Linked DNA regions of Homo sapiens: region 1 is linked to region 2. A link is an interaction called in ENCODE POLR2A ChIA-PET data of the cell type or tissue named here. Cell type or tissue: B cell. All regions are shown on one strand. Links, peaks and the distances in the headings refer to the core of each region. The heading gives the core; the rest is flanking DNA.

The links. Peaks named below come from ENCODE experiments on the same cell type or tissue, not always from the same donor. Only the 100,000 strongest peaks of a DNase experiment are listed, where the experiment ranks them.
Region 1: POLR2A ChIA-PET joins it to region 2 with 10 read pairs; 7 of 35 experiments call an interaction of 5 or more read pairs at or near these places.

What each region holds. Positions count from the first base shown.
Region 1 is chr9:122,110,643-122,126,661 of GRCh38, forward strand. It overlaps MIR4478 (microRNA 4478), which reads right to left and starts at 9,525; the gene lies at 9,440-9,525. RefSeq lists enhancers at 14,501-15,267, 15,268-16,019. In B cell, for the core only: no CTCF peak of the experiment used is centred there; no DNase peak of the experiment used is centred there; H3K27me3 peaks cover 101 bases.
Region 2 is chr9:122,328,947-122,344,965 of GRCh38, forward strand. MRRF (mitochondrial ribosome recycling factor) reads left to right here. Exons shown (of 7, transcript NM_138777.5): 7 at 1-2,391. Among named protein-coding and RNA genes, the nearest start is that of PTGS1, 34 kb to the right of the region's middle. RefSeq lists enhancers at 7,524-8,129, 8,130-8,733, 14,041-14,564. In B cell, for the core only: no CTCF peak of the experiment used is centred there; a DNase peak (open chromatin) is centred at 8,415; H3K27me3 peaks cover 1,339 bases.

The sequences.
Region 1 (16,019 bases), core at 2,980-10,979, 220 kb before region 2:
CCCTGGCCAACTCCATCATCCTCCCTTGCCAACTCCATCATCCTCCCTGGCCAACTCCATCATCCTCCAGGTCTCTGCTCCAAAGTCCCCTCCTCAGGGAGGCCAACCCTGAACCCCAGAGTAGATCTCCCAGCACCCTGGGCCTTCTTGTTGTCCTCATCACACTTGACATGGCATTTGAACAGCCTCCCACATTGGCATGAGAGTGAGCTCCATGAAACAGGGCACTGGTTCCTGCTCCGAGCCCAGCACAGTGCCTGACACACAGTAACCATGCTGAGGACAGGATGTTCAGGCTCCTGGGACACCTGGGAGGGAGGGAGAGAACACTTTTAAGTGAAGGTTGGAAAAAGCAGCCCACAGGACTGGCATCTGAGCTCATACCCAGGTGGGCAAGGCAGGAAGGGCATTCCTGACGAAGGGAGCAGCCTGGGCAAGGGGATGAGGGGGCCCCGTTGTGGTCCCCAGCAGGTGAGAGACCTGAGCCTTGGCTGGGTTCCACGACCTGCCCAAGCTGGCCCAGTTAGCAGCAGGGCCTGAGTTCAAATTCGGTCAGTCTGATTCCACAGGCTACATCTCCCACCCTGGCCCACCTGGCACCCTGGCCCACCGCCGGTGCCATCCTCTGGCTGCAGTCCATAGAATGACTCAGAGGAAAGTGCCTGAGCCCCCATGAAAAAAAAAAAAACGATATTCCAGGCTGAACCCCAGACCACAGCTGCCGAGGAAGCTGAACAGAATTCAGGGAGGGGGAACCTCTGGCCAGTGGGCTGTGGTCCAGGCCTGGCAAAGGGATTGGGGCCCCTGGGTGAGGGCCTCCTCTCTGCTTCCCCATCACAACCCTTCCCTACCCTCCCCCAGCCTCAGTTCTTTCACCTGTTAAATAGGACCAACCATGCCTACCTTGAGTAGTTTTTATCAAGGGAGGAAATGGAAATAAAACACAAAGTGTCCTGCAAATGTCAATTGCTGACACACACATTTTTATTATAATGACTGTTAGGAATACTATTGGTTTCTGATTCCCGCTTCGCATTGTGCTTTGATTGTCAGAGGCATTTCGGATTGTGGGGGAGACCCCTCTTGGCGGCAGCACCCCTAGGCCAGGGGCTACCCTGAGACAGACTCTATCATCCCTACCCTGTCCTTTCTGTCCCAGCCAAGCGGCCCCTCCCCTTGCCCAGGTTTTGGGGTCTCCATCCTTCTTGGCCAGTCCTCCACCCAGTCAACTCAGGAACCTTTGCTGGCTGCCCGCCATGGGCAGGGTTTTCTGCTGGACGAGCCAGAATACCAGGCCCTGTGGTCAGGGAGTTACTGGGAAAGACAGAGGACACCAGGAGAAGAGCCAGGGCCATGCTGGGGGAGGCACCGGGTGCCCAAACAGCACAGAGGCCCCAGTCCGGCCTGTCTCCTGGCCTGGTGTGGGTGGGAGCTGCCACTTGCCAGGGCCCTCCATCTCCCCTGTTCTGATCATCCGCAGCAGCTGTAATTCGGGGCTCAGTCTGGAGTTCTGGGTTGTCCCAGCCTGCTCTCTCTGGATCTTGGGGCCTTCATCACCTCCCCATCCTTCCCCTCCTCCCATCCTGACATGCAGGCTGCTCCTTTGGGGAACTCTCCAGGTGTTCTGCCTGAGGGAATCCCATTAGAACAGCCTTGGGGGAATTCAGTTCCCCTCAATAAACATTTACAAGCATAGTTAGAGTGCGTGTACTGAGAGTCAGCAAAAAGCAAACTTTGATCGTACCCACAGCTGCCCTGGGAGGGCAGAATTATTACTATCCCCAGTTAACAAATGAGGCATTCAACGTTCCATTCAGTCATTCATCTGTCCCCATGTGCTGGAGATGCAGCAGTGACCATGCACTCAGGACCACCGCCCAGAGGGAGCCCAGGGACCCTGAGTGAGTCATTCCTAAAGAGCAGACGAGAGGAAAGGGAACCCTGGGAAGGTGGACTTTGGGGAGGGTCGGAGACCTGGAGGACAAGGGGATGGTAGCCAGATAGAGGTGGGTCAGGATGGAGAAGCAGCACAAGCTAGCAATTTGCCCAACTCCAAGTGAGAGCCACAGCTGGAACTCACTAAGCTCCAGGCCCAGTGCTCTTCCCATAACGTCATGCTGCCATGCTGACCGCCTGTATGGCCATGCCCTGTCCTGGGCACAACATGCCATGAGTGTTACAGTGTGGACATGGCTATGAGAGCCCAGGGAGGGAAGTTTCCCTGGAAAGAGTGGGAAAGGTCTAGGAGTGTTACAGGAAAGGGGCCCCAATCCAGACCCCAAGAGAGGGTTCTTGGCTCTCACGCAAGAAAGAATTCAGGGAGGGTTCGTAAAGTGAAAGCAAGTCTATTAGGAAAGTAAAGGAATAAAGAATGACTACTCCAGAGATAGAGCAGCCCCAAGGGCTGCTGGTTGCCCATTTTTATGGTTATTTCTTGATGATATGCTAAACAAGGGGTGGATTATTCATGCCTCCCTTTTTTAGGCCATATTAGGTAACTTCCTGCCGTTGCCATGGCATTTGTAAACTGTCATGGCGCTGGTGGGAGTGTAGCAGTGAGGAGGACCAGAGGTCACTCTTGTTGCCATCTTGGTTTTGGTGGGTTTCAGCTGGCTTCTTTACTGCAAGCTCTTTTATCAGCAAGGTCTTTATGACCTGTATCTTGTGCCGACCTCCTATCTCATCCTGTAACTTAGAATGCCTTAATCATCTGGGAATACAGCCCAATAGGTCTCAGCCTCATTTCACGTAGCCCCTACTCAAGATGGAGTTGCTCTGGTTCAAACACCTCTGACAGGAGGGCTTCACAGAGGAGGTGACATGGAAGCCGGTCTTTGCAAGATGGGTAGGAGTTTGCCAGATAGAGGAGGGCTGTCCATGCTGAAGGAGTAGGGTATCCAAAAGCTCAGAGATGAGAATGTGATTTGCATTCTGGAGACCTCACTATGGGGAGATGAGTGAAGGAAGGGGGCCTAAGAAGTCAACTCTCAACCCCTGTGGCTCCATCAGGATGTGAAGGAATCAGGCAGAGGAAGGAAGAACTGGAATTGAGGAGAGCTAGGAGCCAGGCTCTGCCGCATGGGGAGGGGACCAGCTGCCAGTAATTGAGGCTCGTTGTTGGCTCCTCCATTCATTCCTGTCTCTCTCAGAAGCTGATTAGCAATTGTTCCTCCAGCTTCTTAAGAGGCCAGGGGATTGCAGGGAGGGAGGGGGCGCCTGGAGAAGCTGCCAGGCTTCCGTGGAAGGATCCAGGCACAATTTGGAAGGCACAGGAGGCCCCTCGACCTCAGACACCTACTCCTAACCCCTCCATGTTCCCCCCCTTTCCAACTAAACCTGGGAAATGGGAGAGGAGAAAAACACCTAAAAATACTGAGACAAACCAAAGCATTCTGAGGCAGAGGCATTTAAATCCATGGGGCAGTGGAGCAATAGAAAAAAAAAATCCTTGGATCACACCTGGCATGGTGGTTCATGCCTATAATCCCAGCACTTTGGGAGGGTGAGGTGGGTGAATTGTTTAAGCCCAGGAGTTCGAGACCAACCTGGGCAATATGGTGAAACCCCTTCTCTACAGAAAATAAAATTAGCCAGGCATGGTGATGTATGCCCGTAGTCCCAGCTACTTAGGAGGCTGAGATGGGAGGATCACATGAGCCTGGGAGGTCGAGGCTGCAGTGAGCCAAGATTGTGCCATTGCACTCCAGCCTGGGTGACAGAGCAAGACCTTGTCTTAAAAAAAAAAAAAAAAAAAAATCCCTGGATTGTCAGCCAGATGTGAGTTTGAGTTTTATCTCAGGATGAACTTGCTGTGTGGCCTCAGGTGAGCAGCCTAACCTCTCTGAGTCTCAAGTTCCTGACCAAGGTTATTTGGAAGGCTTAAGGAGACAAAGTTGGCATAGAGGTTAACAAACAGTAGGTGCTCAATAAATTTGCAGTTGAAAAGACAGGGCATTCAATGGATATCTCCATTTTCAAATCTCAGTGGGGCTGTCCTGGACAGAGAGGGTCCTGATGGGGAAGAGGTACCTAAGGAGGCACAGGCTAGCTCAGCACAACACAGAGAGGAGACAGCAGTCCCCGTCACCACCCACCAACATACTCCCGATGCAGAGGTCCCGGCAGGGTTAGCATCCTTGGCTGGAGGAGTGGCCAAACAGCAGCCCAGTCTCTGCCTCTCTCAGCAGAGTCTCCATCTGCATCCTTGTCTGCATCTCTGTCTGTGTATCTCTGTCTGTGTGCCTCTCCCTCTCTCTACGTCTCTTTCTGTCTTTGTGTCTTTCTGTCTCGGTGTGCTCTAGAATGTTTTGAGCAACTTGTCTTTCTCACTGTGTTGCCCAGTGTGTCTGTGTCTGTCTCTGTCTTTGTTTCCGCCTCAGATTCTGTTTCTCTCTTATTCTTTCTCTTCTCATTATTGTCACCTTCTGTTCAGCCAAAAAAGCAGAGACTGCCTGAGTCTAGTGATTGGAAAACCACCATTTTCTCCAAAATGTTCCAAACCCCTACCCCAGTCCTGGCCATGGTTCCTGGCCTCTGAAGTTTGGGGGAGGATGGACCCCTCGCCCCCTCTGCTGCAGAGGCCAGGTCTTGGTGAGAGCAGAGAGCACTCCATTCTGGATATGACCATTTTCTGCACAGCCACCATGTGCCTGATAGAGAAGCACTCTAGGCTCCTATCCTCCCCTGCTGCGGCCTTGAGTCGTACATCCTATGAACTCAGCTCCCCTCTTCCTGCCCTTGCCCTGGGTCAGGGTTCATCCTCCCAGCCCGATGTGCGGTGCCAGCCTCCTCGCTGCCCTGCTGGCCTGGGGCTGGTGCCTCCCACCCATCCTAGCCTGCTCCATCACAGGATGAGCTTCTGACCTGCTTATTCCTGCTCAAGAACCTCCTGTGGCTCCCACCTCCTTTAAAATAAGCCCACACTTGCTCACTGGAGCCTTCTTCAGCACCTGCCTCTCCAGCTGCCCACCTTCTGTGCAGCCATAATAGACTTCTGCTGCCCCAAACATGCTCCGCCCTCTCCTGGCTCTTGTCTCAGCATTTGCCGTTCCTTCCAGTTGGTGTTTCTGCTCCACTGCCACTTCTTGCCCCTCAAGCCAGCTCCAGTGGCCTCTCCTCAGGAAAACGTGAGTTGTTCTCAGCTCTGTGCTCCCCAAACCCTGGCTGTCCCCTTGCATAACCCCAGTCCCTCAGGCTTGCTTCCTGGTCTGTCTCCATCAGACTGTGAGCTCCCTGTTCCTGGGGCTGCACAGAGGAGGCACTCAGCGCTTGGACAGATAAGCCCACCGAACCCTGCGGGGTCTGTCTGCAGCCCTCCCACCAGCCAGCCCAGGACAGAAGCACCATGCCAGGCCAATTTTCCTCTGCCAGCTCTCTGGGGCTTGTGGCCCAGGCTGCTTACGGGAGGAAGGCATCTTCTCCCTGCCAGCTGTCCAACCAGTGACCCCAGGGCTACCATTTAGCCAGCAGCCCCTTCAGAGCCACTCACGCCCCACACAGAGGCCCTGAGTCAATGGGCCTGCGGGAAAAGCATCACTCTTGCTGTGCAAAGCTCTCTCCACATGACTGGGTTTGAGATACATGGTAGAGGGGGTGGGGTTTGCCAACAATGGGGTAGGTTACCTCATGCATTCCATGAATCTCTGCTTCCTGGTACCTGCTGGTCACTGTAGAAAGGGAAGGGGCTTTAGGGGAAGGTCTGGGGCAGGGTTCCAAAGCTGGGTTTCAATCTTGGCTGACCTTGGGTTGTGTGACCTTCTTTTGGAGCTCTGTTTCTCCATTGTCCCATGAGAACCGGATGGTCTCTCTGATGCTTGCAGCTCTGACATGCTGGGCTGTGAGACCTGGACTCCCCACAGTCTGCCCTCTGGTAACATCAATCCTAAATACCCACCTCCTGCCTCACCGAAGCCCCTGTGTGCAGAAGCGATGCGTGTGAGTGAGGACTTACGCTGAGGATTTGTGACTACCCCAGTCCTGGCCTTCCAGAAGCTGGCACTCAGCCCCAGACAGACAGTGCTGGCCTTGCCCAGGACTCACCCTGGAGGGAGATGACAAGGGCGGTAGAGTGCAAGGTTGGAGCCCCTAGCTTGGGTTCAAACCCTGATTATGTCACTTTTTGGTTGCGTTACCTTAGATCAGGGCTTCTCAACGTCAACACCAGGACATTCTGGGTTAGAAACATCTGTGCTGCAGGGGTGTCCCGTGCACGGGAGGGTATTCAGCAGCATCCCTGCAGCACCCCTGAGATGTGACAACCACAATGTCTCCAGACATTGACAAATGGCCCCCCAGGAGTACAATCACCCTTGTTGAGAACCACTGCCTTGGACAAGTCGCTTATTTTTCTTTGACCTCAGTTTCTCCATCAGTAAAATGGGAATTAATTGTGATAAGGACAAAAGCTAACTTGCAGTGTTTACTGAATGTGAGAAATTGTTCTAAGTGCTACACATGTTTTAAGTTTAAATTCATTGTATCATTGCTGCTGCCCTAAAGGTGGGTATTATTCTCCCCATATTCTGGGGAAGGAAATAAAGACACTCAGAAGCTGAGTAATTCTCCAAGGTCTGACAGCTAAGAAGGCTGCTGTATTAGTCCGTTCTCACGCTGCTATAAAGGACTGCCCGAGACCGGGTAATTTATAAAGGAAAGAGGTTTAATTGACTCACAGTTCAGCATGGCTGGGGAGGCCTCAGGAAACTTACAACGATGATGGAAGGGGAAGCAAACACATCCTTCTTCACATGATGGCAGGAAGGAGAAGTGCTGAGCACAAGGTGGGAAAGTCCCTCCCATCAGATCTCGTGAGAACTCACTCACTATCATGAGAACAGCATGAGGGTAACCACCCCCGTGATTAAATTACCTCCCACCGGGCCCCTCCCACAACATGTGGGGATTATGGGAACTACAATTCAAGATGAGATTTGGTGGGGACACACCCAAACCATATCAGCCGCCTAGCTCAAACCTTAGGCCCATAACCTTAATGGCTGGCCTCCAGGGCTTAAAAAGTTCAGGACTGAATGAGGCAATGCATGTAATGTGCACTGTATCTGGAATTATCTCAGTGCTCAATAAATGGTATTATTAGTCTCAACAAACCTCTGCAACCCAAATGTTGGCCCTTTATGCAGATACAACAGGTTGTATCTCCCGTTGTTTCTGGGTCAGCTAATGGTTATGGCAGTCAGGCACAGTGGCTGATGCCTGTAATCCCAGAGCTTTGGGAGGCCAAGGGTGGAGGACCACTTGAGGCCAGGAGTTCGAGACCAGCCTGGGCAACATAGTGAGACCCCTGTCTCAAAAAAAAAAAAAAAAAAAACCATGGCTATTGAATGACTAGTCTGTGCCAGTTATCACATTTAATCCCATGAGAAATTTCCCCGCCCAGGTTGCAGAGGAGAAAAGAATGACTGAGGGAGGGGAAGGGACTGGCCCAGAGTCACACTGCCAGGCACAAGGCCAGCACCAGGCCATGGGGCTGTCTGCTATAGCACGACCCTCAGCGGGACCTGGGTGCCCAATGTCAGGCTCTCTCTGCCTCTGCAAGAAATGTCAGGGAGAAGATGACCAAGTGGTATTGGACAGAATGGCAGTGATGCTGAGGAAGAAACCAAAGGTGAGGGCCCTCTCCCTTTGTATTAAACGAAACTTTCCAGGCTTAGGCCCTGCAGCCTGTACGGTGTCAAAAAACAATTGTCATAAGTTGTCGACACTTGGAAACATTTAAACTTATGAGGTTTCACATTAAAATCTGTATTACTGCCTTCCTTTACAAATCTGGAAGAAGGAATGCATCTGTATAGGTGGGTAAGAGCAGGGGCTCTGGAGTCAGACTACCTGGGTTCCAATCCTAACTCTGCCACTAGCTTGCTGTGTGTCCTTGGCTGAGTTACTTAACCTCTCTGTGCTCTGCTTCCTTCGTCTGCATAACGGGGATAATAACAGCACTTTCACCAAGATTGTCATGGAGATTAAATAAGAAAGTGCCTATACAGCACTTCTTTAGAACAGCACCAGGCACAAAAGAAGCATGCAAAATGTTAGCTGGTGTTATTTGTAACTTTTTTTTTTTTTTTGAGACAGGGTCTTTCTCTGTCACCCAGACTGGAGTGCAGTGGCACAATCATGGCTCACTGCAGCCTTGACCTCCTGAGCTCAAGTGATCCTCCTGCCTCAGCCTCCCAAGTAGCTGGAACTACAGGCTTGAGCCACCGTGCCTGGCCGTTTGTATCATTATTTACAGTGTTTAGTATTAGGCAGTGCTGCCCCTGGATTCTGTCCCAGGCAGAGCTGAGTAATAGCTGCCCCTTTAGATGAAGTGTGACCTCTTCCATTGTCCACAGCCCACAACCCCAGGGACCAAGGCTGAGGTCCTAAAAAAGCCAACACTGTGTAGGGGCCTGACTCCTGGCTGCTATGTGACTTTGGACAGTCACTCCCTCTGTCTGGGCCAGTGTCCTCACTTATAAACCAGAGGCACAGGGCCCTGAAAACATTATGCTAAGTGAAAGAAGCCAGACACGGAAGGCCACATAATGTCTAATTCCATTCCTACCAAATGCCCAGAATACGAAAATCCATGGAGACGAACAGTGAATTAGTGGTTGCAGAGGCTGACGGAATGGGGAGTGACATCTCATGGCCACAGGGTTTCTTGTGGGGTCACAAAAATGTTCTGGAGCGCCATAGTGGAACCGGTTGCACAACCTTATGAACACAGTCATGCGTTACTTAATGATGGGGATACGACCGGGCACAGTGGCTCATGCCTGTAATCCCAGCACTTTGGAAGGCCGAGGTGGGCGGATCACCTGAGGTCAGTAGTTCGAGATGAGCCTGGCCAACATAGCGAAACCCCATCTCTACTAAAAATACAAAAATTAGCTGGGTGTGGTGGCACGTGATTGTAATCCCAGCTGCTCAGGAAGCTGAGGCAGAAGAATTGTTTGAACCCGGGAGGCGGAGGTTGCAGTGAGCCGAGATCGTGCCACTGCACTCCAGCCTGGACGACAGAGTGAGACTCCATCTCAAAAAAAAAAAAAAAAAAAAGATGGGGATACATTCTGAGAAATGTGTCACCGGGCAATTTTGGTGGGCAAACTTACATGAACCTAGATGGTGTAGCCTACTGCACAACTAGGCCACATGGCATAGCCTATTGCTCCTACACTATAAACCTGTACAGCATGGTACTGTGCTGAATACTGTCAGCAATTGTAATGCAATGCTAAGTATGTGTGTATCTAAATATATCTGGATGGTTTCCCTGCAGGTAACAGCTGGCTCTGATGTCCTAAGGAGACCCCAGCGCCATGACAAACCCAGGGATCTCTGATTGCTCCCAGCCTGAGTCGCTTCATATCCTACATGGGAGGCTGAATCCACAATCCCTCCTGCAGACGTACCCTCTCCTCTCCCTTGTCCCTGCAGAGGCCAGGGCTGCAGGGGATGAGGCTCGCCCCTAGTACTGCATGACCCTGTCTACAGGTTTGGAGGCTCCTCAGCTCAGCCTCGGCCCCTGGGCTCTTGTCTTGCTAAGCCCAGAGACCCAGCTCCCACTGGGCTTGGTGGCTGCTTGAAGTGGATCATGCCTTGCACCTCCCCCTCCTCTCCAGAATCTTCTATGTGTGCCGAGACTCCCAGAACAGGAGACATTTGGCTACATCACCCAAGATGGTGCCCACTTTCCATTGCCATGGGTCTAAGAAAAGGTGAAGTTCCCTCCCCCAGCCCTTCCCTGCCTGCTGAGGGATAGGACATGTGTCCCCATTTGCAGTGGATGCAGGGAGGGCTGGAGAAATGCTCTGTGCTCTGAGTAAGGCATGTTCCCCTGTAAGTGTGCCCATGACAGCTTGTGTATGCATATGTGCATGTATGGATATGCATGTTTGTTGGCAGGGATCTGTGCACATTTGTAGGTCTGCCTTTCTACCCGTCTTGTGTTCTGGACTGTGCACATATCTGCCTTGACAGACTTATCAATGTTCACACACTGGCTACACCTGTACCTTGTCTATATGTGTGGCTGCGTGCGTGAGTCTGCTGGAGCTCAGCACTTGTGTGGCTGAGCTGTTTACACCTGTCTGAATATGAGGGGTGTGTTCACGTGTCCCCTGAACGCACACTAGTGCATGTGTCCCTTCTGTGTGTGTCAAGGCAGGCCGCACGGCCATGAGGACCATAGCCCAGGCCTTGGAAGTTTTCCACGAGCTTAGACTCCAGCACCCACTGCACATGGCAAATGGCACCAGTGACCTGCCGTGGAAGGCACAGATGCCAGAGGGCACCACTACTCCAGCAGGAGCAACACCAACAAGGCCAGCACCAGCCCCACCCATGGCCTCCAGAGATCCTGGAGCCTGGAGGGCCCAGACGAGCTGGCAGCTCCAGGCTCCAGGCTCCTCAAGGTCCCACAGACAGGCCAAAATCCAGACAGCGGGAAGGGACAGCACAAGCCGGAGCCTGGGGACCAGAGGCAGTTTGGGGGTGCTCCATGGGGCCACACCCCAAGCCTGCTCTACATATTCTTCTAGGGCTCCAGAAGTGGGGAAAACCACAGGTGGGGAAGGCTGCCCCACAGGTGTACAGGTACAGGTGTGAGGCTGACATAGGTGGGTGAAGGATCAGAATCAAGAAGAGGAGATACTTCCTGCCTGATGAGTCTCTAGCTGTCCCCTCCAGGGCGCAAAGCCCCAGCACCTCCTTCTCTCCTGTCTTTGGGGCACCCAGCCATGGCCCCAGCCCCTTGGGCTCCAGCAGCAGCAGCAGATACAGGAGGCTGAGGCTCAAGTGAGAGTGGCTAGAGGGCAAGTGAGCTGAGCAGGTGGAGGCCAGACCACCCTTTCCCATCCCAGCTGGCCCGGGCCACAGGTGCCACTCGATGAGGCCTCAGCTAAGCACCGAGACAGTTGCCCTCAGACAGCCCACGCCAGCCAGCTCCCTGCACCAACCGGAAGCTCCTGCGGCACCTGGCACCACCCGAGGCCCGCCTGGGAAAGAGAGGGCCTGAGAGCCAACTCAGCCTGGCACCCGGGAGGCGATGGTCTGGTGAGACTTGGGAAGCTGAAGGTCCTGCCCCAGGTGGAACTCAGAAAGATAAAGAAATGGCAGCTCAGAGATAGGAGGGGACTTGCATAGGCTGCCTGTCCAGGCAGCGGCCAAGCTCTTGTGACTGTAGAGTCCTTTATTACCCTTTCCCACTCCCAAGCCAAAATGCTGGTACCAGGACCCAACTGAGTCAGATCCATCTTCAGTTTCCCCTAGACACCCACCCAGTGGGCTCCAAGAGGCCAAATCCCGGGGACTGGACCCCTAGGACAAGTCGGTGACCCAGGGTTGCCTGCCCTTCTTTGCCCCAATACCAGGACTGCCCTGGGCCTATAACATGCTTTCCTGAATTCTGGATAGGTCTCCCTACCATAGCTCAGAGAGGGTTGCCCACTTGCCCAAGATCACACAGCCGGGGAGCTGGCACCGGACAACTGGCCCGTGGGTGTTCTCCTGTGTCACTGTCCTCGGCTGCCCTGGGCTGGCCCAGCTTCTGAGGGGAAGGGGCCCTCCACAGAGGTACTGTCTCCCCAGGCCACCTCTTGCTCCTGCCCTGGCTTCAGCTTCCCTGCCACCCACCAGCAGTGATCAACTAAAGCCACACTTTGTCAGACATGGAATGAGGCTCCAACCCTGACTCCTTGTCCCCAGCTGAGGCCACCAGCAGCCACCAGCACACCAGCCCCTCTGAAGATCTGATGGCGGCCCAGAGCCAGGAATCAACTGTCGTGACCCTCACATTGCCCCTCCCACCAACTGGCACCAAAGGACTGCAGACCCACAGGGCAGCACTGGGAGGCATCCCAGGATAGGGTGGGGCTGCCTCAGAGACCTGAGGACCAGCAGTGCTGAGGAGACTCTCATGCTCTTTCCCTCCTTGTCTCGATGAGCCCTGAGGCCCAAAGAGGGCACAGGTGCTGACATGTCCCAGAGAGGGCAAACAGTGGCAGGACAAGGAGCCTGCACAAAGAGCCAGAGCTCTGCCCTGGGGGCAGACAGAAGAGGCAGAGGCAGCCCCACCCCCACCCCAGTACTCCCCGTAAGAGGAAGCAGAGGCCACCTTCACAGACGGTCGCTGCAGGCAGGTTTAACCCAAGCTCATGGGATGGTCTGTCCTCACTCAGCTAACCTTGCACACGCCTGTAGGCCTCCTCGGGCTAGCATTCTGTGTTCTCACCACATGCTATACCTGTGCCATTGACCTTACTCACTTAACACACTTATTGTGGTCAGATGGGGGGTGTCACATTGAGCTGGGAAGGCGGTAAGGGGATGCAGAATGAAGGGGATCCCAACAGGGTCCAAGAGAATATGATGTCCAACTGCCCCATTTTGCGGAGAAAGAAACTGAGGCCCAGAGAGCCCAAGGACGCATCACAGATGAAAACAGCATCTGGAAGCCGACTCCTTACAGAAGCCTGAGCCCACGCAGGACCTGCTTTTATGCTGCCCCCTTGTGGTCAGAGGAGGGACTGCCACCCAGAGGCGCCCCCTGCCTTGAGTCCACTGAAATATTTGGTCTCCTTTTCTCCTTCTGAGGTCAGCTCGCCTCAACCCTACCCCAGGGTCTTACTCCCTCCTTGTTTGTAGGTCCGGAGGATCCTCAAGGGCAAAGGGCACCCGAGTGTCCCCACCAAAGGCTGGCCCCCTTGAGCAGAGATACGTGGAGAGGTGACCAGCTTTGCTTTACTGAGCCTGCCTGGCAGCCCCACAGCCATATCCGGGCCCCCTCTTCAGTCCTCATCTCCGTGCCTCCTCTTGTTTTCTACATGACTAATCATGTCCTCTTTCTTGGAACCCCCTCCTTCCTTGGCCCCAGTGATGCCACACTCTCCTGGGTTTCCTCCAGTCTTCCTGGGTGTTCCTTCTCTCTTTTGTGGGCATCTTGTTCCCCTCGGTCCCAGCCTGTTGGTGCCCCCTGAGCCTCTTGTTTTTGCCTGGATTTGGAGCTGGGCCACCTAGCCGGCAAGCAGGTAGACACCTCAGGGCACCATCAGACCAGGAGCATCAAACAAGGAAGATGAGGAGGAAAATGTGTTTCTGTGAACCCATGGATGTGATGATTGCAAACGTTTTTTGTTTTTATTTTTATTTTTGTTTTTTGAGATGGAGTCTCACTCTGTTGCTCAGGCTGGAGTGTAGTGGTGTGATCTCGGCTCACTGCAACCTCTCCCTCCCAGGTTCAAGCAATTCTCCTGCCTCAGCCCCCCGAGTAGCTAGAATTACAGGCATGCGCCACTATGCTCGGCTAACTTTTTGTATTTTTAGTACAGACGGGGTTTCACCATGTTGGCCAGGCTGGTCTCGAACTCTTGACCTCAGGTAATCTGCCCATCTTGGCCTCCCAAAATGCTGGGATTACAGGTGTGAGCCACCGTGCCAGTCCAAGAGTTTTGTAAGGCATGTAAGTGTTACATTTTATAATTTAATTTAGACTCCTTTTTGACTCATGGGGGTGAGGTGAACACCATATCTTTGGTGCTTAGGGCTTCCAAGGACCTTTCCTGGGTGGCCTCAGCTGTGCACTGCCTTCAACCACCTGTCAGTAACCTTCCAACTCCCAAGTGAATATCTCCAGGCCTGATTTCAACTGCCTCCTGGATACCTCTCCAGACATCCCCTTGGCTCTCAGGCTCTAGGCTGATACCTCTCCAGACATCCTCTCCAGACATCCCCTTGGCTCTCAGGCTCTCAGGCTCTCAGAGCCACATCAGACTCATCATCTCTCCCCCAGGCCCCTTTGTCAGCACTGATATGCCCCAAGGTAACTTCATCTTCCGGCTCCATGCCCACCATGGCCAATTCCTCACCAAAGCCTGGCGAGTCCATCTCCTTAATAGCTCTGGGATCTGCGTCGTTCTTGCCACCTCACTCCTGCCCCTGTCCTGGTCCAGGCCACCACATCCCTCCCGTCTGGCCCTCCTGCCTCCTTAGCTGGTGCTCACATGCCCATCTGACCAAGTCGCTTCTTAGCTGGTGCTCCTTAAGCTTCTCCTTAGCTGGTGCTCACATGCCCATCTGACCAAGTCGCTTCCCTGTCTGGGCCTGTCTCCAGATCCCTGTCCCCCAGAATAAAGCCCACACACCTAATACTGGCCTCGAAGACCTCCAAGGGGTGGCCTGGCCACCCTCCACAGCCTCATCTCCCGCCACCCAGGATCTCCCCTGCTGTTTGAGGTGCTGAGATGCTGTCAGAGTTTGATGACTGACAAACAAACCAAACAGGAGAGTGGCTGGGCTGGGGTGAAGTAGGAGAAGACTAGACATACCTCCCAGAGCTCTTCAAGCTGGTGATGACCTATGAAGTTGTCCACTCTGCCACTAAAGACCACCAATCTGCAAGTGGTCCCAGCCCAACTCGTACTCCTCCCATGATAAGGAGCTCCGCCCCCTCACCATCCCTGGACTGGTCCTTCTGTGAGCAAGTTCTGCTCACATGTTCTGCATTACATGCAGATTGGGGTAGGGAACTGGAACTCAAAAGACCCTCGACCCTAGGAACACAAATTCCTTTTCCTCCCTGAAATCCCATCCCTGGGAGTCCCAGTTCTCTGGGTCTGGGCCTGGGCACCCGCATCGTGGCTCAGCTGTGGTTCTAGGAAGCTAGCCAGAGCCTGACAGAGAGATTGCCAAGACAGCCGCCAGAGGGCAGTGCTGCCCCACACACGCCCAGGGGCCAGCCTGCCTTTGTGTCTCAGGCTGCGTGGGTCTTTCAAGGAGAGGCTGCGTGTCTATGTTTGTGTGTATGTGACTGTGGGAGTCTATTACTTTGTGTGTCTCTGGCGGCAGGGTTGGGGGTTGTCTAGGCCAGTTGGTATATGTGGTTGTCCATTTTTGCTCACGTCTGAATACCCCAATTTCCATCCCAGGAAGGGGTGCAGATGCCTGGTTACTCAGTGGGGCCCCAGGCAGGACGGGGAGGAGCACGGCCATCCTCTGAAGAGCCCTCGCCACCATCACCCCCACCATGAGCCTCCAGCCAGACTGGGCCTCAGGTACTTGTCAGTTAAGTCAATGACCCAGTGACAAGGACCAGTTAGTTGTCCTTGTCACTGTCTGGAACCAGGGCCAGTCCTGGTCTGTGGCGTCCAGGTGCTGCAAAGCCCCAGTCCCTCCCTCCCAGCCTCCTCTCCCCTCCTGCCCACCATCACCATACAACAAGGACAGGGAGACTATACCCCCATATCACAGTGGAGGTGTCCGTTTGATCAGCCTTGAGCTGGACACCAGAGCTTCCTGGTGACTCACCGGCAGCCCCCAGGCTGGTCAGGCCCGGGAGAAGGACGCCAGTGTACCCTGCCTGCTGCTGTACCTGCAGGACATGCCTGGACACCAGCGTGCTCTGGGAGGGAGCTGTCCTGTTGCCTGCGGTGGTGGGGACAGGGGAAGGCTGCTCTGAGCTGTACTTGGGATGCGTCTGGGAAGACAGGACGGGCGTGCCAGCAAGAGAACAGCATGTGCAGGGCAGGGAGGTGTGAGGGCGCAGCCTGGGCAGCCAAGGGGCCTGAGCCGCAGGATAAGTGGATCTGGTGGCATGCGGGAGGCGGCAGAGGCAGCGGGCAGGGAGGGGCCTCTCTCCCCAGCAGCTTGGTTGCGGGGACGAGCCAAGCCACCCCATGCTCACAGCCAAGGCAGGGGTCTTGAGACCCGCCTCATACCTCTGTGACCTCCAAGGAGCAGACGGTCCCCGTTACTGCCCCTGCTGTACCCAGGGACCCAGGAACGCAGGGAATGTGAAGCTGGAGGGGGAGGGACAGCGACTGACATTCTAGACCGGTGATGCACCCAGATAGAGGCCTAGAGCGAGGAGAGGAAGTGCGGGGCACAGAATAAGTAGAGAGAGAACAGAGGGAGAAAGAGACACCGGGAGGGGAAGGGAGACAGAGACGGGGAGTCGGAGGAGGGAGCGGAGAGAACCGAGGGAAGGGGTTGCCAGGAGGAGGGGTAGGGAGAACTTTCTTGGC
Region 2 (16,019 bases), core at 4,775-12,774:
GCACAGCTGTGCCCGAAGATCCCTTTCTCTTACATTCCTTTCTTCTGGTCTGTGTTTCAGTCCATCCTACGCTGTTAAGTTAGAACAACCTGAAACAGCTTTTATCATGTCACTCTTCTCTCAGAAACCTTCATTGGTTCCCTGTTGCCTGCTGAATTATGTAAACTCTTCACCCTGGCATTCAGTAACTTCTGCAATCTGGGCCTGATGTATTCCTTTAATTGTGATGCATCTCTTACAACTACCCTGATACCACCAGTGCTTAAGCGAAACGGAATTATTAGCTTTTCTGAAAGCTAATAATTTTGTGCTGCTTTCTCTCACCTTCAAGCCTTTTCTTAGGCTATTTTCTTTGCCTAGTGTATGCTCCCTTAAACCACTTCCCCACCAGCAGGCAAAACTTACCTAGTCTTATAAGCCCTTCTTGGTCCCATGTTCTTCCTTACACTAACTCATTCATTCATTATCCATCCCGATGCTTCTCCTGATTCATTCATTCATTATCCATACCGATGCCTCTCCTGATCCCTAAACCTGCCTATGCCTATTAAGCGCTTGGATTTGCCTCAAGCATCTGACGTTCAGCTACCCACCTGCGTTTCCTCTCTCAGGAAAAGCCTCACCATCCACCCAGGTGCCAAGCCAGGACACTGGGAGCCACTTTTGCCTCCCTGTCCCTCTCCCCTCATCCAATAAGTCACCAAGTCCTGTCAATTCTCCCTTCAACAGACCTTTCCTTTCCTTCCTGGGCACACCCTTGAGTGGTGCTCACCAGGGAACAGATGTGGCAAATGTTCCAGGCTGGCCTCACCCGGGTCTCTAGACACTTGGCTCAGAGGCAGAACATGGCTAACCCTAGATAAGCCTTGTGTGAATTCCTGGCAAGAAAGTCCCCTGCTGTCTTAGTCTGTGCATTCTCTGACTAGCACAGTATGTGGCGAGAGCAGGTGTTGAGGAAATGTTTGTCTAATTCTAAGGGGCCTGCCAGGCCTTGATACAAATGGCGTCACATTTACATGAATAACCCAGAGTTTCTCTAATTATCCTCACCTGCCTGCCCAGGACCTTCAACCTCATCTGCTAAGTCGGCCTCAGGCGTTTCTAGACATCTTAAGGGACCGCATGGCATCCAAGGCCACTGGCATCTACTGTACTCCCCTCCCACCGGCGCTTCCCTTTGCTAGCATCTGCAGCCACAAGTGACACTTAAGGGAGATTTACCTCCACTACTGGGAGTGTTAGTGTCTGTGACAAAAGTGCTGGTTGCTGGGCTGAGGGGGTCTGAGCATGCTGGGTGGAAGCCCTGAAGAGGAAGGGAGAAGGTCTCTGCCCACATCCCACATTTGCCGTGCATCCCTGAGTTCCAAAGCAGCCTCGCTAGGCTCTAGAGCCCCTAAATCTCCAAAGACAGCAGCTCCTCCGCGAGCTAGCTGCCCCTGACCGAGGCTCACAGCTTGCCTAGGGGAGGGCAGGGCAAAAGTCCCTGCTATTCTCTTCCTTTCCTGGCTCAGGCCTTGATCCAAATAGCTCCCTTCTTCCAAGACACTACTCCCCAGGCCTCCTCTTCCTGATAATAATAGTGGCTAACAAGTTTTACTAGATTTTAGGCAACTCAAGGAGCTAGCTGTTATTTTGTTCATTCTACAAGTGAGGAAGGAAGCACAGACAGTGGTTAAGTTACATGTCCAGAGACACACAGAGGGCCTAGTGCAGTAGCTCATGCCTGGAATCTCAGCACTTTGGGTGGCTGAGGTGGGCGAGTCACTTGAGGTCAGGAGTTCGGGACCAGCCTGGCCAACGTGGTGAAACCCCATCTCTACTAAAAATAAAAAATTTAGCCAGGTGTGGTGGCGGGCGCCTGTAATCCCAGCTACTTCGGAGGCTGAAGCAGGAGAATCACTTGAACCCAGGAGGCAGAGGTTGCAGTGAGCCAAGATTGCACCACTGCACTGCAGCATGGGCAACAGAGCGAGACTCTGTCTCCACACAGAGGAACACTTGGCATCAGGGAGTCTGTTGTCTGACCCGCAACTAGGCAGCCTCATACATTATTTTCACTAAGAGACCAGTGGGGCTGGAAAGGGACTTGTGAGGTGCTAAGTAGCCAGTGAGAGCTTCTGGGTCCTGTCGCAGTTTTGCCCTTTCTTCCCTCAAAAAAAGGTCTCTCCACTTCTCTGTGGGAAAGGCTTGGGCAAGTTCTCTGGTTTCCAATGAGGCCAGAGAACCTGTGCTGATCCCTAACATCTTCACCCATCGGGGGCAAAATAAGTAAAATAAAAGTAATGTAGCAAATGTTTTTATAAAAGTGTTAATTTAAATTAACGGACTATTACCTATTCTTAGAGCTTTCTCTTTTGTTTTTGGCATTAAAATATCCTTTCTATTATAAAATGATAAGTTGGTGATTCTTTAGAAATCCTTATTTAGAAAAAATAATTGGTCACATTCTGTGGGTTCCTTTCATTCTGTTTTTTAACTTCACAGATGTATGAATCCCAAAGTCTCGGAGCTATGGGACCTCACGCCTACTCCTAGTTCTGATGTCCCCGAGGCTGTCATCCAAGGGAAGCTGGAGCTGTAACTAGGGAGAGAAGCAAGGGAGGGAGGTGGTTTGACCTGTGTGGGTGTCGGGGACTCCTGGGTGAGTGAGCAGTGGCAGTGAGGCAGGGGTTGGAAACAGGACAATAGTCAATCAGAAGGGTTGAGAGACCCACAAGGGAGGAGGGACAGGTTGGGGGAGGTGAGTCAGAGAGAGGAGAGAGACAGAGACGGGAGATACAGGGACAGAGGGAGGGAGATAGAGGCAGAATCAGAGACAAAAATAGGAACACACACGCATGCACACATACAAACACAGAGATCAGCACATGGAGACAAAGACACAGAGAGACACCCAGGAAGAGAGATGGAGACAGTCCCAGAGACAGAAAACAGACAGGGACAGTGAGAGTCAGAGACAGTATCATCTGTAGAGATACTCCAAAAGAGATACCCACTAAGACAGAGACTGAGATAGAGACAGACACAGAGGAGGACAGAGAAGTACACACAGAGAAGGCAACAGAAACCAGGAAAAGAAACAGTTTAGAAAGAAGGGAGGGGAGGGGGTTTTCTACTTGTTCGAATCCCACCCCTCCCTCCGTCTCTATGCAGGGGAGCTGTTTTCTTCTTCCTTCTTTCTTGCCTGTTAAACTTTTTGCTCCTTAAAACAAAAACAAAAAGAAAGAAGGGAGGGGAGCAGAGAGGAGAAGACAGACACACATATAGGTGGAGACGGAGTGAGGCAGCTGGAGATGTAGGGGAGAGGGAGGGTGAGCCAGGCCTGGTGGCTTTGGGCAGCCCCAGGTTCTGGCACAGGGCGTGGGTAGAGGAAGTGTCGCATCAGCCCTGCCGGGGCTGCAGGGACTAGATAAGGATGCCTGCCAAAGGAAAGCAGGGGAAGGAAAGACGTTTACAAATCCCCATAGGGGCAAAGCCAGGGAGGCTGCCCCAGGCCCAGAGAACAATGGGTACTTGACTTCAGTGGGTCATTAATGAGACAATTAATGGAAAGAGTAACATAGGCCTCCCTGAGGAGGACTTGGAAAGTGGTTAAGTGGAATTATTGAGGACTTGTGGTGGCTCTGAGTGGGGGGCCTTTTCCCCCACAACCCAGATGTCCAGTGTGCCAACTGCACCTCCCCTGCTCCTCCAAATATGCCCGGTGCTCCCTCCGCCCTGGACCCCTGCTTTTCTATCCCTATGCATTTGCTTCTGCCACATTCTCTACCTGGAATGTCTTCCCCTTATTACATCCATCCATGGAAACCCCACCCTTCAGAGGGTAAGTAAACGTGATACATCCATACGGTGCAGTGGTCAGCCAGGGCCATATGTTTCAACAAGAATAGGGCCCTCAACACATGATGGGCAGTGGAAGAAGCAAGCAGAGTCCTATTACAGCATGATGCTATTTATACGAACTGGAATTACACAGACACAAAGCAATTCCTTTAAAAACGATGCCTACTTTGCATTATAAAATGTTTTAAAAGGGCAGGGGGGATTGTGAGGGATACTGGCTAAATTCCTAACGGTGATTGACACTGGGGAGTGGGGGGAAGATTTAAAGTATACCCTGAAGTCATCGTGTGTGTGTGTGTGTGTGTGTGTGTGTGTGTGTATGGATATGTACATGAAAACTTGACATAATGTTAATTTGGAGCTGTGAAAATAGGTGTGGTTGTTAACCTCGTTTTCTGTTTTTATTTCCCCTGTACTTTTAATTTTTTTTTTTCCAGAGAGAGAGAGAGATTCTAGCTATCCTCCACACCCACCCCAAATACCTCCGACTGCAGGAAGTCTTCCAGGAATGCATCCACCAATCAGACACGGTCTCCCTTTTCCCCTTGTACCAAACTCTCAGGGCTCTTAAGCACTTTCCCCCTCGCGGTTCCCCTTGTGATGTTCATGGACTGTCTTCCCCATTGAATGGGAGGCCCTCAAGGGCAGGGACTTCCAGTACAGAGGTATCTGAGACTGAGCCTAGGTCTTCCACCCTGTTACTGCAGGAGGCAAACCAGGAAGGTGCTGACCATTTCTCGGTTCCAACACCCACAATCCACTACGATGTGGGGAGGTGGGAGGGTGGAGCTCCTGAAATTCAAAGCACGGCTTCTAGAATGAGGATCTACCTCTAGTGGGGAGCTGCTATTCAAAAATGTTCAGGGAGGAAGGAGGAAGTCTTGTTTGCTGTGGCCAAGGAATCGCTTTGTTGCTTGTTAGCTGGTTGGTTGTGGCCACATTGCTAACAAGGCCTCTAGCTAGCAGCGTTCCCCAACCCATCCTAGTGGGCTAGAGATGCATTATAACCCCTTCCACCCAAAGCTACAGATTAAAAAATAGACCCAAATTCCAGCACCCCCCAGCGAATCCCAGCTGCTGGTTAAAATGGAGCCATTGTTGGCCAGGCACAGTGGCTCACACCTGTAATCCCAGCACTTTGGGAGCCAGAGGCGGGCGGATCATCTGAGGTCAAGAGTTTGAGACCAGCCTGGCCAACATGGCAAAACCCCATCTCTACTAAAAATAGAAATCCCTCTAAATTCCTCCTGCCCTTTTAAACATTTTAGGCATCATTTTTAAAGGAATTGCTTTGTGTCTGTGTAATTCCAGTTTGTATAAATAGCATCATGCTGTAATAGGACTCTGCTTGCTTCTTCCACTGCCCATCATGTGTTGAGGGCCCTATTCTTGTTGAAACATGGCCCCAGCTGACCACTGCACCATATAGATGTACTGCGTTTACTTACCTGCTGAAGAGTGGGGTTTCCATGGATGGATGTAAAATATGGGCATGGTAGTGGGTGCCTGTAATCCCAGCTACTCAGGAGACTGAGGCAGGAGAGTCGCTTGAACCCGGGAGGCGGAGGTTGCAGTGAGCCGGGATCACGCCAGTGCACTGCACCCTGATTGACAGAGTGAGACTCCATCTCCAAAAAAAAAAAAAAACTAATTCTCCAGCCCCCAGTGAATCCCAGTTGCTGGTTAAAATGGAGCCATTGTAGAGAAGGAAGGAGAAAGGACATCAGTCCCAGCCCACCCATCCAGGCAGCCACTACTCATGGAGCATTTACGCGATGCTTGGCCCCTAAGCCACATTATCTAACTTCATTCCCACAACAGCCCTTTGGGCTTAGATTTTTAGCAAACGGGCTCAGAAAGGCTAAGTGCCTTGCTAAAGTCACAGATGCAGTGAGTGTTGGAACTGGGACTCCCATCTGACCTGTTAGGAGGTGGATGTGTCTTGGGTCTGCTATAGCTCTTCCCACTTCTAGACAGCTCCATGTTTTACAAGTGGGATACTGAAGCACAGAGAGGGGAAGAACTCATCCACTGACGACACAGTCAGTGAATAGCAGAGCTGGGACTTGAACCCAGATTTCCTGATTTCCTCCCTGCTCCTTTGGCTGCCCAGTGGAGTCTAACAGACTGCAGGTCAGACCGCACTTTGGGATTTTTAAGCTGCCGGGGTTTGAGATGTCTTTAAGCCTTCATGGGGCAAAAAATTGCAGGGTTTGGGGAGCAGAGAAGGGTCTTAGAGATAATCTAGTTTGGCGCCCTCTTTGTAGTGATGAGGAATTTAAGGCCTAAACAGGGCAAATGACTCACAAGAACACTTTGATGTCAGAAAGTCCATGCCAAAATAAGCAGCCTCATGATCCACAGAGTCCGTTGGAGTCTCAGAACTGACTGACTACAGCTTTAGAACCTGTGTTAATAATAGGTAACTTGGTATCAAAACCCAGAGCAGATTGGAAACTATAAATTACAATGTGGAGAAGGGCAGCTTTCACACAGAGATGTCTGTTGAATGAGGAATACACAAATGAATGAATGAATGAATGGACTGCCAGGCTGATTTCTGGCTTCTACCTCACTTCCCTTCCTCTCCTCTATCTCTTGCCGTCAGATTAATAACCTTAAAACACAGCCTAGGTAGGGCGCGGTGGCTCATGTCTGTAATCCCAGCACTTTGGGAGGCCGAGGCGGGCCGATCACCCGAGGTCAGGAGTTTGAGACCGGCCTGACCAACATGGAGAAACCCCATCTCTTCTAAAAATACAAAATTAGCTGCACCTGGTGGCCCATGCCTGTAATCCCAGCTACTCAGGAGGCTGAGGCAGGAGAATCACTTGAACCCGGGAGGCAGAGGTAGCGGTGAGCTGAGATTGTGTCATTGCACTCCAGCCTGGCAACAAGCGAAAACTCTGTCTCAAAAAACAAAACAAACAATAACAACAACAACAAAAACACAGCCTTTGCTATAACATCCTGCTCAAAAACATTCAGTGGCTCCCCCTTACCTGGATGACTGAATAGCCTCCTAACCAGTCTCTCTGTTCTTCATGCCTGGCCCTCTGATCCGTTTTCTCCAGAGGGTAAATTCTTCAAACGCAAATCAGGCCACTAGCCTTCAGAGGCTCCCTATGACCTCCAGGAAAAAATCCAAAATTCTTAACCCAAGGTCTTAACTGCAAGGCTTGACCATCTCTCTGACCCCATCTCACCCCAGCCTCTCCTTGCTCTGGCGTCTCTCAGCTCCCCACCGGTGGCTGTCACTTCAGGGACTTTGCACGTGGTGTTCCCTCTGCCTGGGACATTCCAGGCCCTACTGGCCTTGCTAACTTCTATATGTCCGTTAGCTCTCAACCCAATGTCACTCCCTCCGGGCAGCCTTCCCTGACCTCCCCAGATTGGGTTTAGCAGCTCTGAGAGCCTCTGGTCTGCCCCCAGCACCGCACTATCCCATCTGATTATATGTAACGACTTTCGCATCTGTCTCCTGCCCCAACTGTGAGCTCTGAGAAGGCAAGAACTGTCTCATTCACACTGCACGCTCAGTCCCCAGGATGAAGCCTGACACACACTGTACACTCAACAAGTATTTGCTGAATGCACAAATAAATACATGTGGCTTCCTAGTGAAACTGATGTAGCCATTCAACAAATATTTAAGCATCTTGGTAGATACTTGTTGAGCACCTACTAAGTGCCAGGCATGGTTCTCCACACTCCACAGGGTAAACAAACCATCACAAAGTCCCTGCCTTTGTGGAGCTCACGGTCTACTTGGGAGAGGCAGGCATTAAATCCATAGAGAAATAACTTAGTGCCAGGCATAGCTGAGTGCTGTGAAGGAAAACAAAGCAGGAGTTAAAGAATTGGGAGGGTGGTGGTGAGGGGGTGGGGGTTGTCAGTTTAGATGGGGCAGTCAGGGAATGCCTCACAGAGGAGGTGACATTTCAGTGATGAGCGAGGGCTTCTGCGAGACACAGACCCTCCCCTGCCTGGGGCTGTCTGGGCCACAGGTGTGTCCAGGTATGGCAGGCCCAGGTCCCCAAACTCTTCCTGCCTCTCGGTTGGAGCAAGGAACCCAGAAGAGGCCTTAGGTGAGGCTTTTGAGGCCGGTGCAGAAGCCTCAAGCTGCTCTTCACAACAGCTGTGATTGGGCTCTTTCTGCATGGCGAGAGGCAGAGATTGCTTTGTGCGCCGAGGGCTCGGCTGATTGTGGTGGGTGCCGGGCGATTGGCACCCACAGACCGCGGCCGCCAGGGTTTACCACGCACCCCCAGCACCGCGGCGGGCCGTGCGCAACGCGCCAGCCCAATCTCGCCTCCTATATTCAGAGTTGATTAGACGCTATTTCTGCCTGGATTTTCAGAAGGCTCAAGAGCTTTTTTAATCACTACAGTGGCTCATTACGGTTTTGCAGTGACACTCATGTCCTTCAGTTCTCTTCTCAGATTAGATTCTATAGTCAGATGAATATTGGATGATTTCATTACATACAAATGCAATCAACAGTTTTGCATAAATTTCTTCTCTTTTCTTGAGTTTCAATTGACCCCAGCACCCATGGTGGCAGGCGCGATCCACATGCAAATGAGCTGGGTTTGCAGCCGAGGAGAGGGGCCGGGAGGAGGCGGGCACTTGCACCAGCCCAGGGAGGCAGCAGCCTTGATTGCTCAGGCTTTGGGAGAGGGGCCTTGGAGGAGGGGGCACCCTGCAGTGGGCAGCCTCTGTGGCCAAGGCTGGGCACCCCATTCAGGATAGTGTTCTCCAGGTGAACTGAAGCACAGGGATGCTCCGAGTAGGACAGGCTCTCTCTCTGGGCAGAGACTGGAATGTGAAGTTAAGGCCCTGGCAGCTGGGCTGGCAGGGGAGGGTGTGCTCAAGATGCTTGGAGCAGTGGCTATTTAACAACTGGTGTGGACATGTTTCAATCTTTTAACAACTGGTGGGGCTATAGCAGTGCATTCCTGCTGTGTATTTGCTGCTGCTGTTATGATCATAATCACTGTCATTACTCCCTCTGGAGGGCTTAAGCTGTGGCCGTGTGGGCAACCAGTAAGAGACAAAAGCCAGCCCGAGGCAGGTGGGAAATTTTGGAGCCTGAGGCAGTTGTCTCCGGCATCATTTTCTGGATTTCTCTATTGCTTTATTGGGTGGAGGGCCAGGATATTCTCAGAATTGGGCCTCAGAAGTCTCCTAATCCATCCCTTATCTGATGCTTGAATCCTCTCTACGACACCTCTGTCCAGTGGTTTGGCAACTTCTCCTCCCTGGGAATGAGAAACTCCTTCCCTGCAAGGACCCTCTTCCGCCTCCCACAGTTCCATAGCGAGAAGGTGCTTTCTATGACTCCTGAAGCCACCCTCCCCAGCCCTGACTGTGCGCTCTGGGCCCAGCCCACCTCTGCTCCTTTGCCCCGTTGTAGCCCCTGAGGTCAGCAGCTGGTGACTGTGCTCTCCTGGGTCACCTTCCTAGGGCTGGTCTTCTCGATTCCTGCAGCTTCCATTCCCAGAAGCCATCCTCCAGCCTCCTATCCTGGTCTGTCCTCCAAATGCTTCTGGTGGCTGTCACGATTCATAGTCCGGGCCTGGACTCAACACTAGGCACAAGGCTGGAGGGAGGTGTGGGGAGGAAGAGGACCCAGGGCTAACAGCTGAGCATCCCACACGCTAAGCATTAGAGCCAAGACGACGGTCTGCACTTTGCAAACCTCACTTCCTTTGGGCAGCTTCTTTATAAAACCTTCAAACGTAAACACAGACCTGACAGGATGCAGAGAGAGACATGTGGATGCACAAAAATTCAGGGACCCAAGCTACTGCCATCATGGACACAAGGGAACCTGGAAGTGGCTGGGGTCATAGCCAGCCATGGTCAGGAACGAGACACGCCTGTGCAGCCACCGCTCCGGGCTCAGGTTCTTTCCTGTCACTGCCCTCGGCTCCCTAGACGGGGCTTGTAGAGATGCAGGAATCTGAATTGAAGCAGAGGGCTCCTGTGTGGCTGGTGGGACTACTGAAGTCTGGAGAGGGGAGGTCTGGGTAAAAAGTCACACAGCATTGAAGTGAGAGTCTCCTGATGCAGGCTGGGGGCCACTTTCTTGTTCCTCTGGCTGCCCCTGGGGACCATTCCCTCATCATTCTGTCCTGTGTGCAGTCAGGAAGATGTCTTCTTTCCTGGTTGAATGGACGCCCCCACTCATCCAGTCATTGCCCATGCCTATACCTCTGCTTCTGCTTTCGCTCAGCTTCCCTAGGCTCTTTCTGCTTGCATCTCTGTGTACATTTCTCTCCTGTTTCCCTGTCTCCATCTCCCTGTATGTCTCCTTGTCCCTTCCTCCCCCATCCCTTCCCTTGCCTCCCTGTCCATCTCCTCATCTCCCTGGGTCTGGTTGTCTGTTCCCTTTGCCAGGCCACATCTGCTCCTTTGCTGTCAGGTCACGTGTTGCCCAGAGCTGGCCTCTGTCTGGGATTGGCAGAGTTGAGATCCCCAGGACTGCTTCCTTTAGAGCTGTGGCCCTGGAAGGAGGAGGTTGGGGAGCGGCTCATTTCTGAACTCTTTGGAGCCTTCCTACAGTGACCTGCACTGGGTCATCTGTCCTTCCCTCCCAGGACGAGGGAAGGACGGCTGGGAAGCAGCCAGCTCTCTTTCATCACAGACCTATTCTCACTCAGGCTGGAAGAGGGGGCTGGAGTTGGGTGGGGAGGGTTCAAGAGGACTCCCACTGACTCTTCAAGCCGACTGGGATCATCCTAGACAAACCTGCTGCTGTCTGCGGCCAGCTGCCCCCAAAGAAGCTCCCTTCCTGCCTCCCCTCCCCCAGGTTCTCCTGGCAGAATGAATCTACCTTGCCTCACCTTTCCCTACTCCCCTCTCTCCCACCCAGGCACAAAGGGCTGCCTTCCCCTACCACGCCTGCTTTCCAACCTGCGCACCTGCAGGATGGAGAGGAAATAGCTGAGCTCTGGAGACTGATAGGACCACGACAAATCCCAGCTCTGCCACGTGCTAGCTGTGTCATCTCGGGCAAGTGACTGAACCTCTCTGAGCCCAGTTTCTTCCTCTATAAAATGCAGACAATACTCCTTCCCCTGCAAGGCTGTCAAGAAGATTATCTTATGTGAAAGTAGCTAGTAGAGAGCTGGGCACAAAGTAGACTTAATAAAACATTTGTTATGAATAAATGAATGAGTAAATATGAGTGAATCATAGAATTGAGACATGCATAAATGGGGCATGGAGAAGGAGTGCCAGGTGTCCAGAATGGTACAGGCAGAGGCAGGAGGTAAGAAACCCTGGAGAGGGGACAGGGAACCATGAGCACGTGAAGTACAAATGCAGAGTCAGGGGTCCCAAAAGAAAGTCTCAGGACATGAGGCAGAAGTGGCAAGGGCCACATCCTGGCAGTGTGAAGAGCCAGGCTCAGAGGCTTTTTTCCTTTTTCTTTTTAAAATTGAGCATCCCTCGTAGCAGCAAAAGGAATGATCAGAACTTACTGAGAGTCAACAATGAACCGGGCAGCTAAAAGTGATTAAGGCAGCAGCTTCCGTGAGTAGAGGCCTCGTGCTGGGGCATCTGACAAGCATTGCCTCATTTAATCTTCACAGCAGCCGCTGAGGGAGATGCTATTACTATTGTTTTCGCTTTACAGTTCAGGAAATTGAGATCTAGAGAAGTAAAGTGATTTTCCTGAATCACACTGCTAATAATGATCCCAGCTAGGATTTGAATCCTGGTCTATTCTGGCTCCAGAGCTTGTGCTCAGTCCCTTGGCACCACTTGACCTTCCGAAGGGAGGACCCCCACATCCCTGGGCAGGTGAGGCCATGTGAGTGAAATGGCTTAAACACACTTTGAGTTAATGAAGGGGAGTACAGAAGGCATAAGCAGAGTGCCTGAGTATGAGGAAGATGGAAGCTTGGCTTGGGGGAATCAGGGCAGGCTTTCTGGAGGGCGCTGGACACAGAGGCAGAGGGGCAGCCCAGGAGTGAGGCTGAGGCAGGCCTGGTGGGGATGGAGGTGGGGTGGGGGCTGTCACCCAGGGCCTGGAGTACAGTAGCTGTGCTGCCTGCAGCCTGGGGCTGGGGTTCTTGACCAAGATCTGCTTTTGACTGGGGTCTACTTCCGTAGCCCCACCAGGCCCAGCTTGTGCCTCATCTGCTGGTCCCCAGAAAAGCAAGAAGATCAGGATTCTGGTGACTCCAGACCTGGGCCCCATTCCCAGTTCTGCTACCCTATCATCTCTTTTTTTTTTTTTTTTTGAGACAGAGTCTTGCTCTGTCACCCAGGCTGGAGTGCAGTGGCATGCTCTCCGCTCACTGCAACCTCCGCCCCCCACCTCCCAACCCGGGTTCAAGGGATTCTCCTGCCTCAGCCTCTGGAGTAGCTGGGATTACAGGCACACACCACCACACCTGGCTAATTTTTGTATTTTTAGAAGGATGGGGTTTCACCATGTTGGCCAGACTGGTCTCGAACTCCTGACCTCAAGTGTTCTGCCCACCTCAGCCTCCCAAAGTGCTGGGATTACAGGTGTGAGCCACCACGCCTGGCCTGCTACCCACTTGCTGCAGAACTTTGGCCAAGCTTATGCCCCTTTCTGATCCTTGCTTTCCCCACCTCCAAAATGGGGGTAGAAATGCCCACAGCTGGGTGCAGCTGACAGTCAAGGGCCAGCAGGGTCCGTACAGGGCCAGGTTCAGAGCAAGTGCTGAGCAGTGCTGGCTCCTTCTCCCATCCCCAGGGGCCCCTGAAACTCTGGGCCAGGCCTGGACGCCAACAGAGAGGGTGTGTGCTGCAGACTCCAAAGCCAATACAGTCTGGATCTATATTGTCTGAATCTGTACTGCTGTGTGGTCTGGAGTAGGGTACTTAACCCACTCTATGACAGTTTCCTCATCTGTAACATAAAGATTCTAAGTCCAGAGTCCCTTCTCTAAAACCTGTAAAGTTAGATGAGTTTCAGAGTTCTTCTTATTCTAAAGTCTAACGCAAAACGTATCCTGTGTGCTGCGTGACCTCCCAGTGGGATCTAGGGCATTTCTTATAATTAAATTCATGTTTTTTCCCAAAAACATATAAATATTCGTATCAGGTAGTGAAATGAAGACCCAAAATAGCCTCTCCTTAGTCCAGGTCAGATGTGGCATCAGACCTGTGGAAAACCTTTTTGGTCACTGAAGCTTTTTGAATTTCAATCTTGTGGTTAAGGGATGATGAGCCTGGAGTATTTGCTCACGCATGGGGCTGATGAGGGGATAAGATGAGTTCCTATACACAAGGCATTCAGAACCATGCCTGGCACATAGTGAGGACTTGAGACATAAATGGTAGACAATGGCTTCCTCCCTTGCTCAAAGCCTTCTCATGGCTCCCATGTCCTCAGGATAAAGTGCAAACAATTTAGCATGGCATTTGAGGCCCTTTATGGTTGGTGTCCTGCAAAGCTTGATTCTCAGGTGTTACCACTGCCCCTCACACCCTAAACTTTATATTCATTCTTTTGTCAATTCCTCAGTCACATCAGACCCTCTTTCTCTGGAGGCTGTTTCACTTGCTGTATTTTCTGCCTGAAACGCACCCCCTTCCCTAAACTTCCTTTCTCCACTCTGTGTCAGCCTGCAAATCTCACCGCCCTCATCTAAGCAAAAGTCACCTGCAATGACTATTGCCTACCTCCCTCCTCCAGACTGTGGTCTCCAGGAATGCCGGGGCCATGTGCATATTCTTCTGTGGCACACAGTTGGTGCTGAATGAATGAACATTCTCACCCATCAGTGGTGTTGCGTTTAGCTCAGGGACTGAATAGCATTCATTGGATGAATAAATGAAACACAGCTTTGGAAGGAAGATCCCTAAAGGAATCTTCCATCCCTACCTCCACATGTACCGCAGGAGAAAATTCCTGGAATGCTTTCCTCCTGCCCTTTCTAACTCTCATCCCCCTCAGATTCCTTAAGTGATTTTAAAACAGGGGACCCAGTCCATGCAGGGGGTCAGTGGGGCCTCCAGAATTGCAGGGCCTGGAGGAGGCAGCATCCGTACATTAGGCAGAAACCACTTGTCCGGGGTTGTTAGAGGCCTCTGGGGCCCGGGGAGCAGGGGGTAGGGCAAAGCGGGCCTCCAACACTCTGGGGCAATTGATATAAAATAAACTCCATAATCAGGTAAATGCATTCGTGCGGGGGATGGTTCCCGTGCAGCTGTGGGCGTCCCCCAGCCGGAGGGGACCTGTCTAATCTCAGGGTAATGAAAACGTGGGTCTAATTACCTCAGAGGGCCGAGGCCTGGGCCACGGCCGGAGTTGGGGAGTGGGGGCCCTGGCAGCGGAATTAGAACATTTAAGCTGTCACACCAAATCCGGGAGAGGCCTGATTACCTGGCCCTAGAAGAGGCCGCTTTGGTTTGGTGTCGACTATAATTTCCTGGCCACCAGCCGTGAAGCCAAGGGCCACCTTCTCTCCCCTGTGATGGGGGTCCAGGTTCTGCCTCTTTGACCCCCCCACCCTCACATCAGACCCACCCAGGGGAGCCCGCCTGGGCCTCCCAAGCTGCCCGTGTGGGGTAGATAGGGGAACAGGTACACCAGTCACACATACCGGCTACGTGTATGCACACAGGTTATAGGTAAATGCCTTAAGGAAAGTGTGCATGCTGGCAGAGGGTGAATGAACATGAGCAGATGTGTATATGGTACATCTACATTTGTTGTGTGCACACTCTACTTTGGATTGTATGTGTGGGTTGCAGGTACAAGTGGTATGAATATACTGGGTGTGGGTAAATAATAGGAGATGTGTCTACATGGATTATGTGCAGGTGATCCACCTTTTTTTTTTTTTTTTTGACTTTTTTCTGAGACAGGGTCTTACTCTGTCACCCAGGCTGAAGTGCAGCGGTGCAATCATGGCTCACTGCAGCCTGGACCCCCTGGGCTCAGGCGATCCTCCCATCTCAGCCTCCTGAGTAGCTGGGACTACAGGTGGGCACCACCGTGCCCAGCTAATTCTTTTTATTTTTGCAAAGATGAGGTCTTCCTATGTTGTCCAGGCTGGGCTGATCCATCAAGGGGGCAAGTGAGTGGTTCGTGCCTATGGGCTGTATGTTCATGACGCTACAAATGGGAAATGTGCACACAGCAGGGCCACATGTATGCAGGTTACATGTGGTATGTGTTCACAGTGGTGTGTGCTGGTAAGTGCCATGAAAGCAAGAAGCTGACCGCTGTACCCCAGCATCTAGCCTGGCACATGGTGGATAGCTGTTGATTATATAGATGCTCAATGACTAGAATCCGTTATCTTCAGCAAACAAACGCAGGAACAGAAAACTAAATACCGCATGTTCTCACTTACAGTGAGAGCTGAATGATGAGAACACACGGACAGATGGGGGAGGAACAACATACACTGGGGCCTGTTGGAGGGTGGAAGGTGGGAGGAGGGAGAGCATCAGGAAGAATAGCTGATGGATGCTGGGCTTAATACCTAGGTGATGGGATGATCTGTGCAGCAAATCACCGTGGCACACGTTTACTTATGTAACAAACCCGCACATCCTGTACATATACCTCTGAACTTAAAATAAAAGTTGGAAGTCGGGCCGGGCACAGTGGCTCACGCCTGTAATCCTAACACTTTGGGAGGCTGATGAGGGTGGATCACCTGAGGTCAGGAGTTCAAGACCAGGCTGGCCAACATGGCGAAACCCCGTCTCTACTAAAAATACAAAAATTAGCCGGGCATGGTGGCGGGCACCTATAGTCCCAGCTACTCGGGAAGCTGAGGCAGGAGAATCGCTTGAACCTGGGAGGTGGAGGTTGCAGTGAGCTGAGATCACGCCATGGCGCTCCAGCCTGGGCAACAAGAGTGAAACTTCGTCTCAAAAAAAAAAAAAAAAAAAAAGTTGGACATCAAATAAACAAACAAACAAACAAAACTATAGATGCTCAACGAATTTATGTCTGTGTGATAGGTACAGGGGAACTATGTGAGGCATGTGTTAATGATATGAGCATTTGGAGTCTACAGGGAATGTGCCTGATGTGTGTGTGTGTGTGTGTGTGTGTGTGTGTGTGTGTGTGTGTGTGTGTGTGTATTTGTCCCCATTGTGTGATTGGGGGGCATGAGCTCCAGATACAGTACTGTGGAATGCTGAACTGCCTCCTCCATTTACAGGTTGACCTT